Regions from separate parts of the Homo sapiens genome. Here region 1 is linked to region 2. Evidence: chromatin contacts called from ENCODE Hi-C or POLR2A ChIA-PET data. All regions are on one chromosome and are shown on one strand. Each heading gives the region's core, a stretch centred on a gene start or an enhancer-like site at or near the end of the contact. The rest is flanking DNA. Distances are from core to core; before and after follow the strand shown. Region 1 holds the start of PNPLA2 (patatin like domain 2, triacylglycerol lipase). Region 2 holds the start of IRF7 (interferon regulatory factor 7).

What was found. Hi-C counts contacts between places; a loop is a spot of excess contacts on that map. ChIA-PET counts read pairs that join two places held with the same protein, here RNA polymerase II (POLR2A). Pooled maps may share reads with other maps.
Region 1: a pooled map shows a loop between it and region 2 (5-fold over the local background). The contact joins the promoter of PNPLA2 here to the promoter of IRF7 in region 2. A Hi-C loop is called at or near these places in 3 of 168 maps with a recorded cell type or tissue (B cell, CD4-positive, alpha-beta memory T cell and naive thymus-derived CD4-positive, alpha-beta T cell), 2 of 37 single-sample maps with no recorded cell type and 10 of 50 pooled maps. POLR2A ChIA-PET finds 5 or more read pairs at or near these places in 7 of 52 experiments (AG04449, BJ, GM10248 and 4 more).

The regions. Positions count from the first base shown.
Region 1 is chr11:817,322-820,304 of GRCh38, reverse strand. It overlaps PNPLA2 (patatin like domain 2, triacylglycerol lipase), which reads right to left and starts at 1,391. Exons shown (of 10, transcript NM_020376.4): 1 at 1,347-1,391; 2 at 400-731. The coding sequence starts at 586. RefSeq lists a silencer at 257-1,146 and an enhancer at 1,342-1,636.
Region 2 is chr11:614,674-617,199 of GRCh38, reverse strand. IRF7 (interferon regulatory factor 7) reads left to right here and starts at 1,250. Exons shown (of 11, transcript NM_001572.5): 1 at 1,250-1,287; 2 at 1,553-1,855; 3 at 1,941-2,103; 4 at 2,193-2,403. The coding sequence starts at 1,836. CDHR5 (cadherin related family member 5) reads left to right here. Exons shown (of 15, transcript NM_021924.5): 15 at 1-617. RefSeq lists an enhancer at 1,794-2,388.

The DNA.
Region 1 (2,983 bases), core at 142-2,641, 200 kb before region 2:
GCCTGCAACTGCGGAAGCCCAGGACACTGTGACCGATCGCTGGCACCGGTTGTAATATCCAGGGCCACGGGGTGACTTAGGTCCCTCCTCGGATTCTCACGGTCCCGCCCACGAGTTACTTTTTCTGTCCAATTAAGCAGCTTTTGCTGCACCTGCCCGCCCCCAAACCTTTGCGCCAGACAGGCGGGCCCCGGGCACCCTCGGAGCAAAACAAACCAGGCCCCGCCCCCAGGCCAGCGACCCGGATTGGATCCTCGCCGGGTTCCCCAGGCGCGGACCGGAACCCTCCCCACGGTACCCACCGACTCGCCGCGGGGCCCCTCCGCTCACGGAGACCATCCCCCGGCCCCGCACGGCCTTCCCGCCAGCCCCCCGCCTGCCGCCCCCGGCCCCGCTCACCCAGGCAGACCCCGGTGACCAGCGCCGTGGCCGTGAGCGCCCCGGCCGAGGCGCCGTAGATGTGCGTGGCGTTGGCCACCAGGAAGGGCGCGTGCTCGCGGAGGCAGGAGGCCACGCCGACGTAGTAGACGCCGAGGAAGCCGCAGCCCGCGAACGAGATGTTCCACGTCTTCTCGCGGGGAAACATCGCGGCGGCGGCCGCCGGGCCCCGGGTTCCGTGGGCGGCCAGGCCTCTGTGAGCCGCCTGCTCGCCGCTCGCTCGCTGGAGCCGGGGGCCGGGCAGGTCCCGCTGCGGCTCTAGCTCGGGGTCCCCGCTGGCGGAGGCGAAGAAGCTACGCGGGCGGCGCGGAGGCGGCGCTTTTAAGTGTGGGACTCACGGCGGGGGCGGGGCCGGCACACGAAGACCAATCGGGGCGCGCAGGGAACGGCCGTGCCCTCGGGACCCGCCCCCGTCCTTGACCCGGCCCCCCGCGCTGGAGCCCCGCCCTCCGCTGCCGCCCGGAGAAAGCTTCTGCCCTCCCTCCGCCCCTGCTGGGCACGGCTGGGGGCACACGCCTAGGGGTGTAGGGTGGGCTGGGCGCAGGCCCGAGCCTGGGGGCCGGAAGCCTCACACAGACCTGGGTACCGGCGAGAGGGAGCTCTGGTTTCAGGGCAGCCACCGCCCCTCCCCACCGGGTCCGCCTCCCACACCCACCCGGGACAGAGGAGCTGGTCCCTGGACAGAGGCGCACCGGCAGCACCCCCAGACCTGAAAGCCGCACAGGCCTCGGGAGCCCCGGGACCCACAGGCTCACCCACAGACAGACCCATAAACATCCAAGGCCAAGGCCGGATGCGAGTCCCGCAAACCCTTCGTGGGGGACCCCAGCTCCGCAGACCCACGCGACCTGACGTGGGGCCTCAGCCCTGCCCCGCGCCCGCGACCCTTCCGGACCTTGGCTTCTTACCTGGGTCTGGCCCTGCCTGTTCAGGCTTTGGGGCTGCCTGCGTCTGACTGGGGCCGCCCTGCTCCCGATAATTGCCCCAGAGGTGGAGCAATCCTGGGTGATGTCACCCTTTCACCCCTTTTCCGCATTTTTCTCCTGGTCAGTGGAGCAAACAGGGCTTGGAGTAGATCCAGGATCCCTCCCTGAACCTCACCCCACCCCCAAACGAGAGGCTTTCTCAGGTTGGGGTGGGAGGCAATGAGATTCTGTCTCCCCAGGAACACTGGCTCCCCAGGCTGAGGTCATCTCTGGACCTAGCTGTTGCCAGAGCTGCAGAGGGTCTGGGATGGGGCTTGGGGCTGCCCCCAACCCAAGCTGAGTTAGGGAAGCCAGAACAGGGCCAGAACAGGATGGGGCCATCTAGGGGGATGCTGCCCAGTCCTCAGCCTCTTTGCTCCCAGCCATCCCAGACAGCACTGGAAAGTCAACCCTGCCCCAGCCCTACTGGGGGCCGGTAGGCATTTACATAAGCTCAAAATGAGAGGAGGCCGGGTGTGGAAGCTCACACCTGTAATCCCAGCACTTGGGGAGGCCAAGACGGGCGGATCACAGAAAGTCGGGAGTTTGAGACCGCCTGGCTGGTGAAACGCTGTCTCTACCAAAAATACAAAAATTAGCCGGTCAGGGTGGCACACGCCTGTAATCCCAGCTACTCGGGAGGCTGAGGCAGGAGAATCACTTGAACCTGGGAGGCGGAGGTTGCAGTGAGCTGAGATCGCACCACTGCACTCCAGCCTGGGGGGCAGAGCGAGGCTCCGTCCTAAAAAGAGGCCGGGCACAGTGGCCCATGCCTGTAATCCCAGCACTTTGGGAGGCCGAGGAGGGCAGATCACCTGAGGTCAGGAGTTTGAGACCAGCCAGGCCAACATGGCAAAACCCTGTCTCTACTGAAAATACAAAAATTTGCCAGGTGTGGTAGTGCACGCATGTAGTCCTAGCTACTCGGGAGGCTGAGGCAAGAGAGTCACTTGAACCCGGGAGGCAGAGGTTGCAGTGAACTGAGATTGTGCCACTGCACTCCAGCCTGGCCAGGTGACAGAGCATGACTTCTTCTCAAAAAAAAAAAAAAAAAGAAAAAAGAAAAATGAGTGAGAGGAGGTAGGTAACCACGTGTGGGGCACCTAAGGGGTTCTGGAGGGCTTCCCTGTGGGAAGTGATGCTGAGTTGAATTTTGAAGGGTAAATGAGCAGACCCAGGCAGCCGACCAGGACAGGCGAAGATTGTCGGGGAGTGAGGGGAGAGAGTAGCTGAAGCCCAGCCATGGGAGAGGGTCAAGCAGGGAGGACGTGACCATACCTGACTTAAAGCGACTCCTTCTAGGCTGGGCACAGTGGTTCACACCTATAATCCCAGCACTCTGGGAGGCCAAGGTGGGGGGATTGCTTGAGTCCAGAAGTTTGAGACCAGCCTAGGCAACATAGCTTGATTCCATCCCTACAAAAAATTTAAAAATAGGCCAGGCACAGTGGCTCACACCTGTAATCCCAGCACTTTGGGAGGTTGAGGTGAGTGGATCACGAGGTCAGGAGATCGAGACCATCCTGGCTACCATGGTGAAACCCTGTCTCTACTAAAAATACAAAAAAAAAAAATAGCCA
Region 2 (2,526 bases), core at 1-2,500:
CCCCTGTCGTCATTAGCGCTTGAGCCCAGGTGTGCAGATGAGGCGGTGGGTCTGGCCACGCTGTCCCCACCCCAAGGCTGCAGCACTTCCCGTAAACCACCTGCAGTGCCCGCCGCCTTCCCGAGGCTCTGTGCCAGCTAGTCTGGGAAGTTCCTCTCCCGCTCTAACCACAGCCCGAGGGGGGCTCCCCTCCCCCGACCTGCACCGGAGATCTCAGGCACCCGGCTCATCTCAGACCTCCCGCTCCCGACCCTACACAGAGATTGCCTGGGGAGGCTGAGGAGCCGATGCAAACCCCCAAGGCGACGCACTTGGGAGCCGGTGGTCTCAAACACCTGCCGGGGGTCCTAGTCCCCTTCTGAAATCTACATGCTTGGGTTGGAGCGCAGCAGTAAACACCCTGCCCAGTGACCTGGACTGAGGCGCGCTGGGGGTGGGTGCGCCGTGTGGCCTGAGCAGGAGCCAGACCAGGAGGCCTAGGGGTGAGAGACACATTCCCCTCGCTGCTCCCAAAGCCAGAGCCCAGGCTGGGCGCCCATGCCCAGAACCATCAAGGGATCCCTTGCGGCTTGTCAGCACTTTCCCTAATGGAAATACACCATTAATTCCTTTCCAAATGTTTTAATTGTGAGAGTATCTGATATTCTTGACTGAACAATGTAAAAAACCCAAAGGGGGCTGCGCACGGCGGCTCTCGCCTAAATCCCAGCACTTTGGGAGGCCGAGGTGGGCAGATCACCTGAGGTCGGGAGTTCGACACCAGCCTGACCAACATAGAGAAACCCCGTCTCTACTAAAAATACAAAATTAGCCGGGCGTGGTGGTTCATGCCTGTAATCCCAGCTACTCGGGAGGCTTAGGTAGGAGAATCACTTGAACCCGGGAGGCGGAGGTTGTGGTGGGCCAAGATTGTGCCACCGCACTCCAGCCTGGGTAACAAAAGCGAAACTCCATCTCAAAAAAAGAAACGCAAACGGTGCAGCTGCCCCTTTTTCGAGGCACGTCCACCTCCCATTACCCACTTCCTTTTTTTTTTGAGACTGAGTCTTGCTCTGTCCCCTGGGCTGTAGTGGAGTGGCTCCATCTCGGCTCACTGCAGCCACTCCCAACGCCCTCCACTCCTCCCTACTCCGCGCTGGCCGGGGCGGGGTTCCGCTGGTCGCATCCAATAATAAGAACAGGCGGCGCGCGCCCTTCCCGGAAACTCCCGCCTGGCCACCATAAAAGCGCCGGCCCTCCGCTTCCCCGCGAGACGAAACTTCCCGTCCCGGCGGCTCTGGCACCCAGGTACTGGGGACCCCAGACCCACGCGGTGCAGGCCGGGAGCGAGAGCCTCCGTGGGGGCTCCGTGACCCCGGAGGGGTAGAGCCAAGAGCTGGGGGAGCCTGAGAGATGAGGGTCGGGCGGGGAGGGAGGCGGAGGCGGAGGCGGGGTTCCGCGGAGCTGAGAACCGGACGGGGTGGGATCGAGGAGGGTGCGAAGCGCCACTGTTTAGGTTTCGCTTTCCCGGGAGCCTGACCCGCCCCTGACGTCGCCTTTCCCGTCTCCGCAGGGTCCGGCCTGCGCCTTCCCGCCAGGCCTGGACACTGGTTCAACACCTGTGACTTCATGTGTGCGCGCCGGCCACACCTGCAGTCACACCTGTAGCCCCCTCTGCCAAGAGATCCATACCGAGGCAGCGTCGGTGGCTACAAGCCCTCAGTCCACACCTGTGGACACCTGTGACACCTGGCCACACGACCTGTGGCCGCGGCCTGGCGTCTGCTGCGACAGGAGCCCTTACCTCCCCTGTTATAACACCTGACCGCCACCTAACTGCCCCTGCAGAAGGAGCAATGGCCTTGGCTCCTGAGAGGTAAGAGCCCGGCCCACCCTCTCCAGATGCCAGTCCCCGAGCGCCCTGCAGCCGGCCCTGACTCTCCGCGGCCGGGCACCCGCAGGGCAGCCCCACGCGTGCTGTTCGGAGAGTGGCTCCTTGGAGAGATCAGCAGCGGCTGCTATGAGGGGCTGCAGTGGCTGGACGAGGCCCGCACCTGTTTCCGCGTGCCCTGGAAGCACTTCGCGCGCAAGGACCTGAGCGAGGCCGACGCGCGCATCTTCAAGGTGGGGACCCCAGCCCCGCCCCGCCCCGGGTGGGAGAGCCCGCCTAGGACCCCGCGGGCCCGGCACACGTGTTCTGTCCCCCTCTTCAGGCCTGGGCTGTGGCCCGCGGCAGGTGGCCGCCTAGCAGCAGGGGAGGTGGCCCGCCCCCCGAGGCTGAGACTGCGGAGCGCGCCGGCTGGAAAACCAACTTCCGCTGCGCACTGCGCAGCACGCGTCGCTTCGTGATGCTGCGGGATAACTCGGGGGACCCGGCCGACCCGCACAAGGTGTACGCGCTCAGCCGGGAGCTGTGCTGGCGAGGTGAGCGACGCCGGCTGCCAAGGGCGTTGGCATTCGTCCTGCTTGGGCAAAGGGGAACATTCTCTGGGTCAGATTTGTGGTTTTAGAAGCTGTTCTGGGAGAGGCTGCCAGCAGGCCCAGGAC